Regions from separate parts of the Mus musculus genome. Here all the other regions are linked to region 1. Evidence: chromatin contacts called from ENCODE Hi-C or POLR2A ChIA-PET data. All regions are on one chromosome and are shown on one strand. The core of a region is the stretch at or near the end of the contact, and the rest is flanking DNA. Distances in the headings are between cores, read along the strand shown. Region 1 holds the start of Psmb6 (proteasome (prosome, macropain) subunit, beta type 6). Region 2 holds the start of Mink1 (misshapen-like kinase 1 (zebrafish)). Region 3 overlaps Mink1 (misshapen-like kinase 1 (zebrafish)).

Evidence for each region. Hi-C counts contacts between places; a loop is a spot of excess contacts on that map. ChIA-PET counts read pairs that join two places held with the same protein, here RNA polymerase II (POLR2A).
Region 2: a loop to region 1 is called in a map of heart, with 5 times the contacts of the local background. The contact joins the promoter of Mink1 here to the promoter of Psmb6 in region 1. A Hi-C loop is called at or near these places in 6 of 37 maps with a recorded cell type or tissue (CH12.LX, heart and left cerebral cortex). POLR2A ChIA-PET finds 5 or more read pairs at or near these places in 4 of 5 experiments (Patski and embryonic stem cell).
Region 3: POLR2A ChIA-PET joins it to region 1 with 16 read pairs in Patski. The contact joins the enhancer-like site here to the promoter of Psmb6 in region 1. A Hi-C loop is called at or near these places in 1 of 37 maps with a recorded cell type or tissue (mouse trophoblast stem cell). POLR2A ChIA-PET finds 5 or more read pairs at or near these places in 2 of 5 experiments (Patski and embryonic stem cell).

The regions. Positions count from the first base shown.
Region 1 is chr11:70,524,098-70,526,797 of GRCm38, reverse strand. It overlaps Psmb6 (proteasome (prosome, macropain) subunit, beta type 6), which reads right to left and starts at 1,441. Exons shown (of 6, transcript NM_008946.4): 1 at 1,303-1,441; 2 at 846-913; 3 at 373-504; 4 at 125-254. The coding sequence starts at 1,401.
Region 2 is chr11:70,561,546-70,564,245 of GRCm38, reverse strand. It overlaps Mink1 (misshapen-like kinase 1 (zebrafish)), which reads right to left and starts at 1,365. Exons shown (of 33, transcript NM_001045964.1): 1 at 1,120-1,365. The coding sequence starts at 1,176.
Region 3 is chr11:70,584,224-70,586,923 of GRCm38, reverse strand. The region is part of intron 1 of Mink1 (misshapen-like kinase 1 (zebrafish)); the gene reads right to left. Among named protein-coding and RNA genes, the nearest start is that of Gm51905, 15 kb to the left of the region's middle. Within about 2 kb of position 1,311, at least 2 of the 3 ENCODE cell types and tissues checked have a DNase peak (open chromatin) inside an H3K27ac peak, as active enhancers do.

The DNA of each region.
Region 1 (2,700 bases), core at 192-2,691:
TCCACACACATGTACCCATAAGGATACATGCATACAGGACGGACAGACAGACAGACAAACAAAATGGCCGAAGGGGTGGAGCATCAGAGGTGTGACTCCAGTACTCTGGTGAGGAGGGCCTGACCTGCCCTCCTTCTTGAGGGTCCCAGCCTGCAATGATGATTCCTGCCATCAGATCTTCTCTGTACCGGTAACACATCTCCTTAAAGAGACTGGCGGCTGTGTGGACTAGTGGAGGCTCGTTCAGTTCAATACTAGAAGGTGGGGTTGGAAGATCACAAACAAAGCAATATCAGGATCTGGAGTCAGGCCTTTTAGTGCCTTATGTTCCAGAGCCTTCAGGGTCGTTGTTCCTCCCCTGCCCACAAGTACCTGTGGAAACCAAGCTGGTAAGTGACAGCGTCTGCCACTGCTTGGGTATCAGCGGCTGAGCCTGAGCGGCAGCAGAAGATGTGATCGTGGATAGGGGTCAGCTTGTCAGTCACTCGATTGGCGATGTAGGACCTGCAGGATGGCGGAAACAGTGAGAAGGAGCCCACTTGCCTCCCTCCTCCACCACATCACCGTCTACTCCCTGCAGCTCCAGGGATACAAATACTGCTACCACCTACTAGTCCTCATGGAAAATGAAGCCGGATGAATGGAGAACAGACCTTTACTGGTAGTTCACCAAAGGGTGAGGGGGCCTGGAAACCACAGAATTAGGAACAAGTCCTTATTATCTCCAGGTAGTGGAGAAACTTCTCTTGCCACAGTGGTCTGAGGAGGGTAAGGATGGGCTGACAGGCAGGAATGGTATATGTTTGGAGTAGGGGAAACGGGAAGACTTTCTGTTTTGAGCTCACCCAGTGGTTGTCCTGGAGTCCGCTCCTAGAACCACGCCCCCATTAAACTGCACAGCCATGATCGTGGTCTGGGAAGAATAGTGTAAAAAAGGTAACTCTTTTAGCCTTACCGCATTCTCGAGTATATACCGACCTCAATAATTCTTCACCCGGATTTTATAATGCAAAATTCGTGCTCCGCGAACCTATTATCAAATCTTAAGGGGGCTCAACACGTCAGAGAATATAAAAACTACAATCTCCAAACCCCAGGATTCAGACTCTTATGCTTCAGCCTACTGTTCACCTCTCATCACGAAAGGTATCACCCCACGCCAGCATTCAAGGAATCCCTCTCCCTCTCGCAGAACACAGCGCTCCCCCCCCCCCAACCCACTCAGTCAAACCCACTCGGGCTTCATGTTTTTCCTCCCGTCAGGCCTAGTACATGTCTTCCGAACTCTGGCTCTTTCCTCACCCCTGTGGAGACTTCCCGGTTTTCCCAGTCTGGGGTGAGAGCCTCCGGCCCAAAGGCCGGTGCAGACCCCGCTCGACGAACAGCTAAGGCGGCCGCCATCTTCCTCTGCTACTCTGCCACAAAGCAACCGTCGTAAAGCGCTCCGTCACTCTCTTTAGTCCGCCTCTGTGGCCTTCTGGGAGCGAAGCTGCTTGACGGCAGAAGGGAAAAGACAGAGGTAGGAACTCGTCGTTAGAGTCAGTGGGCACTTTACGGCAGTGTGTCAAATTACCAAAAAAAAAAAAAAAAAGAGGCGGGTCTAGGAAGGGGGGAAAAGGGCGGAGCCTCTTCTCAAAGATTTGCCTCACCAGAGGCTTGTGGCTCCCGGAGGCAAAGGATACTTGGAAATGAAGCCTAATTTACATTATAAGGTTTTAGGTGTGTGTGTGTGTGTGTGGGGGGGGTCGTTTGTTTGTTTTGGTAACTTGATTGTATAGTCTGAAGTATGTGGGTTTTGTAAATAACAACGTTGTGTCGCAATGTTAACAGGTTGGATACACTATAACCTGATTGGTGTCCTAGTTCAAAGAACCCACAAGATAAGAGTACAAACTGGAATGGTCAGGTCGTGTTTTCAATAGTCCGGGGTACCTACTTCCCGGGTCCCACAAGAACTTTTGAAGAAGCTACAATTGTTTTTTGGGAGCATCTATACCCCTTGACAATCACCCCTGCCATATCTGAGGGTTTCCACCGTTACACATTCTCACCTATGTATTATATTTTTAATACATTTTAAATCGTGCCATTCGAGCTGAGACGAAAAGATGGACCATCTAGAAACTGCCATATCCGGGGATCCATCCCATAATCCGCTTCCAAACGCTGACACCATTGCATACACTAGCAAGATTTTGCTAAAAGGACCCAGATATGGCTGTCTCTTGTGAAACTATGCCGGGGCCTGGCAAACACAGAAGTGGATGCTCACAGTCAGCTATTGGATGGATCACAGGGCCCCCAATGGAGGAGCTAGGGAAGGTACTCAAGGAGCTGAAGGGATCTGCAATCCTATAGGTAGAACAACAATATGAACTAACCAATACCCCCCCTGGAGCTCGTGTCTCTAGCTGCATATGAATCAGAAGATAGCCTAGTCGGCCATCAGTGGAAAGAGAGGCCCATTGGTCGTGCAAACTTTATATGCCTCAGTACAGGGGAACGCCAGGGCCAAGAAGTGGGAGTGGGTGGGTAGGGGAGTGGGTGGGGGAGCGTGTGTGGGACTTTTGGGATAGCACTGGAAATGTAATTGAAATAAATACCCAATAAAAAAATATGGAAAAAAAAAGAGTCATTACAATGAAGAAATCATTTCTTGTCTAATGAATTATGTAGGTTGGTTCTTTATATAAATACTTG
Region 2 (2,700 bases), core at 116-2,615, 38 kb before region 1:
AGTCATATCCGGGGCACTTGTGAGGTGGCTGCCTTTTCCCTGGGTAATTTACAAGCCAGAAGCCAATGTGTACAGAGACCTTCTGAGAAGGTAAGCATGAGGTGGGGAATCCTGCTCTAGCTACACCTACGCCGCCGGTTGGGAAAGCTCACCGGGCATGGAATCAAAACACCACCTGGGAGACAGTCTGGAATGGTTCACCTTGAAATTTCTATGTTGCCCTTAAGACAAAGCTGCCCGCTAGAGAACACTTACAAATGCTGAACTGAAAATTCCGGGAGGAGAGAGAGTAAGTGCCCCACGTGGAACAATAAATGGGTTATTTGAAAGCATTCCTGACACAGTTGTTTCCTCTTAACCGCTTCCCTAATGAACCCCTCCCTCCAACTCTCCTTTGCCTCCACTCCCACTAGTTCCCTCCCTACTGACCTCAGGCAGCGTGTTGTGTGTGCGTGTGTGTTTGTGTGTGTGTGTGTGTGTGCTTGTACATGTATGTAAACATCGTCTTCCGGCCCGAGTTTCCGAGGAAATCCAGGCTTCCCTTCCTCCCACTGTGCACTTGTCTGTCCTCCCAGCCCCACGCGGCTGCAGAGTTAGTAATGTAATATTCAGGGACCCCGAGACCGGAAATGCCTGGGTCTGAAAAGCTGCACTTGAAACACGAGAAAAGGGATAGGGAAAGTGAACGTGGGATGGAGACGTAGGAGGTGTGTGGGGTGGAGCGAGGAGGTGAAATCCGCCCAACTTGCAATTTAGGGGTAGGCGAGGAAGAAAACGAGGGATGAGGGGGAGGCTGAGGCAGTTGCAAAGTCAAAATTCCAGGAGCCAGAAGAGGAGGTGGAGGAAGCAGACATGAGGGCCGAGAGAGGGGGGACACAAGAAAGGCTCTGCAGGTGATGCAGGGCTGTGTTTAGGGACACCAGAGGTGACCCTCAAACGCCTATAAAGGAGGGGACTCGGATCCCAGCAGCAAGGTAGGGGTGGCACGCAAGTGTGGGGGAGGGCAGCACAGGGTGGGGACCAAACTGGCTCCCAGAATCTCCAGAGGGCGAACCCCCGGGCGGCGAGAGCTCGGGGTAAGGGCAGGGGTCGCGGGCGCGAGGCTGGGGTGGTGCTCACCCGCAGGGCAGACAGGTCGATGTCGTCCAGGCTGCGGGCGGGGGCTGGGTCGCCCATGGCCGCCGCGGGGCCACTCACGCTCCGGCTCGCTCACTCCGCTGCCGCCGTCGCCGCTTCTCCCCCATCGGGGGACTCGAGGGGCGGGCTCCACCGCGCCTGCCCCGAAGGCCGGGGAGGGGGAGGGCCAGCGGGAGGACCGACCCAGCGGCTGACAGGCGCTCTCACCCGCGCGCCTGCAACCCGAGTCGCCGGCTGCCCTGCGCACGCGCAGAGCCGACCGTGACGCGAACGCGCCGGGCGCCCCCTCCTGCGGGGCGCCGACACCTGCGCGCAGGCGCAGGAGAGCGGGCGGAGGGCGAGCGCGGACCCAGTCTCGCTAGAGCCTGGAGTGGAAGGAGCGCGACCACCCGCTGGTGCGCGTGCGCATACACCTTCCCTTCCTTTTCCCCCTTTTATTATTGTTGCCTCCTCTCCTCTAGTTCCTTCGTTGATCTTTATTTGACTCCTTTTCTTCCCTTTCCCTCTTTCGTGTGCCCAGCTGCCAATCAAACCACCTACCTCTCGATTTGCGGGGGAAGGGAGGCGGGACCCAACCCCCTCTATTACTAGGGGGGTTGTTATGGTAACTCCCCACGCGAGGGCTGCTGGCCTCTAGATAGGACGTGCTGTCCACCCACCCAATTGCCATGGTAACAGTGGAGCCGCTGAAGGAGGGGCCACTCCGTGAGAACTTGGCTGGAGAAACCACGTGGGAGGGAAGGACGGGGCTACTGTCTGCCCTTTACTCCCTTTCTAGGCTGGAGTGGGGATGTTGGGAGCAGATAGGCACTCCTACTGCACACGTCTGTATCTGCTTCTCTTAGCACAGTGTTCTGCAGGAAAGAACTATCCCTGGAGTTGCTAGTGGTAAAGCAGAAGAAACTGTATCCAATCCCTTCAAATGTTTTTCCAGCTCCTCAGATCTACTCCTGTTGGCACAGCACCTCCAGCCGGTTAGTCTCACTAGAGGATGGGTGAGGCTTTGTAACTATAGACAGACATGTTCTGCCACTGACTAATGTGTTGTCTGACCCTGAGCAAGCAAATTTGCCTCTGGGCTTTTCTTTCTCTATGAAGTTGAGGGGAGAAGGTTCTGAGTTTTCAAGAGCTCTTCCAACACTAACACTCCCTCTGAAAATGAATATAAACATTGCTTAGGTGAGCTTGAATTCTCTGGAGGCTTCTTGGCACATTTGGGTGCACATTCAAACTTGCTCCGGGTACTCTCCTGACTCATTTACCTTGCCCCTGATATGCAAGCCACAATCCCCATTTGGCCTTCCCACATGGCCTCTCTGCCTGGCACCTTCGATTAAATTCTTCATTATCCAGAAGTGATTTTTTTTTCTAAAACTTAAATCTGGCATCATTGTCCTGTTTAAAACGGTTTTCTGAACCCCACCATTCAGGAAGCTGAGGCAGGAGGATTACATTTTCTATTAGCCTGGACTATAAAATGACAGGGGGAAAAAAAAAAAAAACAAAATGAGAAAAAAAAAAAAAAAAAAAAAAAACACCGTTTGATGACTCCCACTGCCTTGT
Region 3 (2,700 bases), core at 62-2,561, 60 kb before region 1:
CCTGTAAGTAACCCCAATAAAACTCATTGGTTCACCAAGTTGGACTTTGGTGGTATCTGTACTTTGGTCTGTTGTGGACTCCCTATCGAGGGTAAATTAAAAGTTTTGTCACATAACATGAGGTGTGTAACATGCTCAAGGCTGGCAGCCCGTTAAGTAGTGGAGGCAGGATTTAAGGTATAAAGGCATGCAGCTGCTTCCAGAACCAGCCATCCCTTTATGTGACCTACCCTGAGTAAGCTCTTACAACCAAACAAGCTGGACAGCACATTGCTATTCTACCTTACACAGGATTACGTTTCCTCCTCCCCAGTAGAACAGGAGCCATTTAAGGACAGGATGAAGACAGCACTTAGGTGTTATACACAGAATGAGGGCTGGCCAGACTTGTGCCAGAATGAAACAGCAATGCCTTCCCTTCAGCTCTGAATTTGTGGCATATGCAAAACTACTTTGCTGTACAGTGAGCACATACAGTCAGGCTCTGGCTGCCTCTCCCATCCTCTTACTAGTGCTTCTATGACTAAGCATCTATCATCTCATTCCTCTCATACGTTAGCATTTCCACATATGGCCATGTATGTTGTTGTATACCTTGAATCCCAGCGCTAGGGAGGTAGACACAAGCAACAACAATCTAAGTTCAAGGCCAGCTTGATCTACAAAGTTAGCCCCTACTCAAAAGGGGGCCAGGGTGGGGTTGGGACAATGGATGGACAGTAAAACTCTATGTATGAGTTGGGTACGGTGGTCTACTCCCACAGTTCCAGCACTGGGAGGCAGAGACAGGAAGACCATGAGTTCAAGCCCATCACTGGCTATATGCATTCAAGGTCAGCCTGGGCTATGTGAGACCTTGTTAAACAAAATCACATACTTTTTTTTCTCCCTCTGGGAAACTGTATAACGTAGCCTGAGGGCTAGCTCCAGGTGATACATTCATTGTAAAGGCTAAGAGGGCTTGGGAAGCAAGTGCAGGGAAGGACAGGATAGGATAGGATAGGATGCTACATCAGCCTGTTTGCTGATCCAGGAGTCTTATAATTATAGAAATTCTTGTCTGTAAGGGTTCATTACTAAATCCAGAGAAGCTGCTAGCATGGTAGAAAGATCTGGAAACATAAAATCTAGAGGAATTCCTTAGGAAAGAAACATTAAAGACAAAACAAGAAAGCCAACTAGAAACAAGAGAAGGACTGGTCTCACGTGGGCTTCAAGCCCAGCCGTAATTACTCACTCAGCTGTACCCAGCAGGCCACTGCAGTCAGTGCCTCACCTCTCCCTGCCCCGTGGGAACTGGGCCAGGAGGTAAAGCTGCCACAGGGTGTGGGCGGACCGGACAAGTCTTGGCTAGCCAGCTGTGAGGCTGGAGGACCGGAACCCCCACCCTGACTCGCTCCAACCTTACTCCCAGCAGAGTTCCCTGTGATGACCAACAGCACAGAAGAGACCAGAGGAGCAAAGAACCAGGGGTTATGCAGGAAGAGATTGGAAACTTGAGCTCTAAGATGAACAAGAGGCTGGGCAGCTCACCCTGGAAGTCTCTGTGTATCTGGTACCATTTCAGAGGCTAGAGCAGGCTCCTGCATCCCTGCTTGAATGAGAACAATGGGCCTGTTTTCCTCAGCTCTTTCTGTAATCTAGAAGGCCCATATAAAGCATGGTGGGCTGGGGGGTTATAAAGGCAGTGGCAGAACACCAATAGACAGCTTGGGAGACGGACATTTATTATTTATTACTTATTCATTTTACATCCCACTCATTGCCCCCTCCCAGCCACCCCCTCCCACAGTCCTTCCCCCAACCCCCTCCTCTTCTCCCCAGAGCAGGTCAGGGTTCCCCTGGATATCTCCCCACCCTGGCACAAGTCTCTGCGAGGGTAGGTATATCCTGAGGGAAGGAATTTTTGATCTCTCATAAACTCATCGCTCCTTCAAAGCCACTTCAAACATTAACACTTAAGTGTGAGCACTGTGCAAATGCAACTTTGAAATGCATCCTTCAGTTCCATTCCCGACCAGATTACCAGTTTAAACCACTATTATTGAGAGTGTCTGGAGCACCACCAGGGGAGCATCAAACAGGGTTTCCCAACAACTTAAGGGCCACCAGGATCACACACCTTTCTCAGTTCAGGCAGAAGTTAGGAGAGGCAAGTGTTCTGGTAAAGTACGGCAGCCTTTCACATCCTTCATCTAGATAGGAGTAATTAAGGATGTGCAAAAGAGAGACAGCAAGATGAGCATGTGTGCAGGAGAGAAACCAGGGGCTTTGGGGAGCTTGGAGATACAAGAAAGTCTCACAAGATCACCTCTGCCTTCATGCCTAAGCAGAGATGACATACAGCTCCAAGGACCCAAAGGAAATGCAGAGACAGACACCAGCCTTCTCAACAGGTGAGCTGAGTGGGTCTCCATCTCCCAACCTCAGAAAGCAGGCAATAGAACCTGTTCTCAGCCCCAATGGTTAAATGTGGAAAGCAGGCCCCTAGCTAAAGCACTGGACAGGTTACATCCTTAGGGGAAAGGAAGTGGATGGAGAAGGGCTCCCTAGAGGACCCCTCTTCAATGACCCTGAACCTGAAGAAGAGAAGAGAGTGTATAAACATTCTGAAGGCTAAAATCCTCATCAAACTGTCAGTATTCAGCACACCCACTTATAATAAACTATGCTCTCATGAAGCCTTCCAAGATCCAGGTC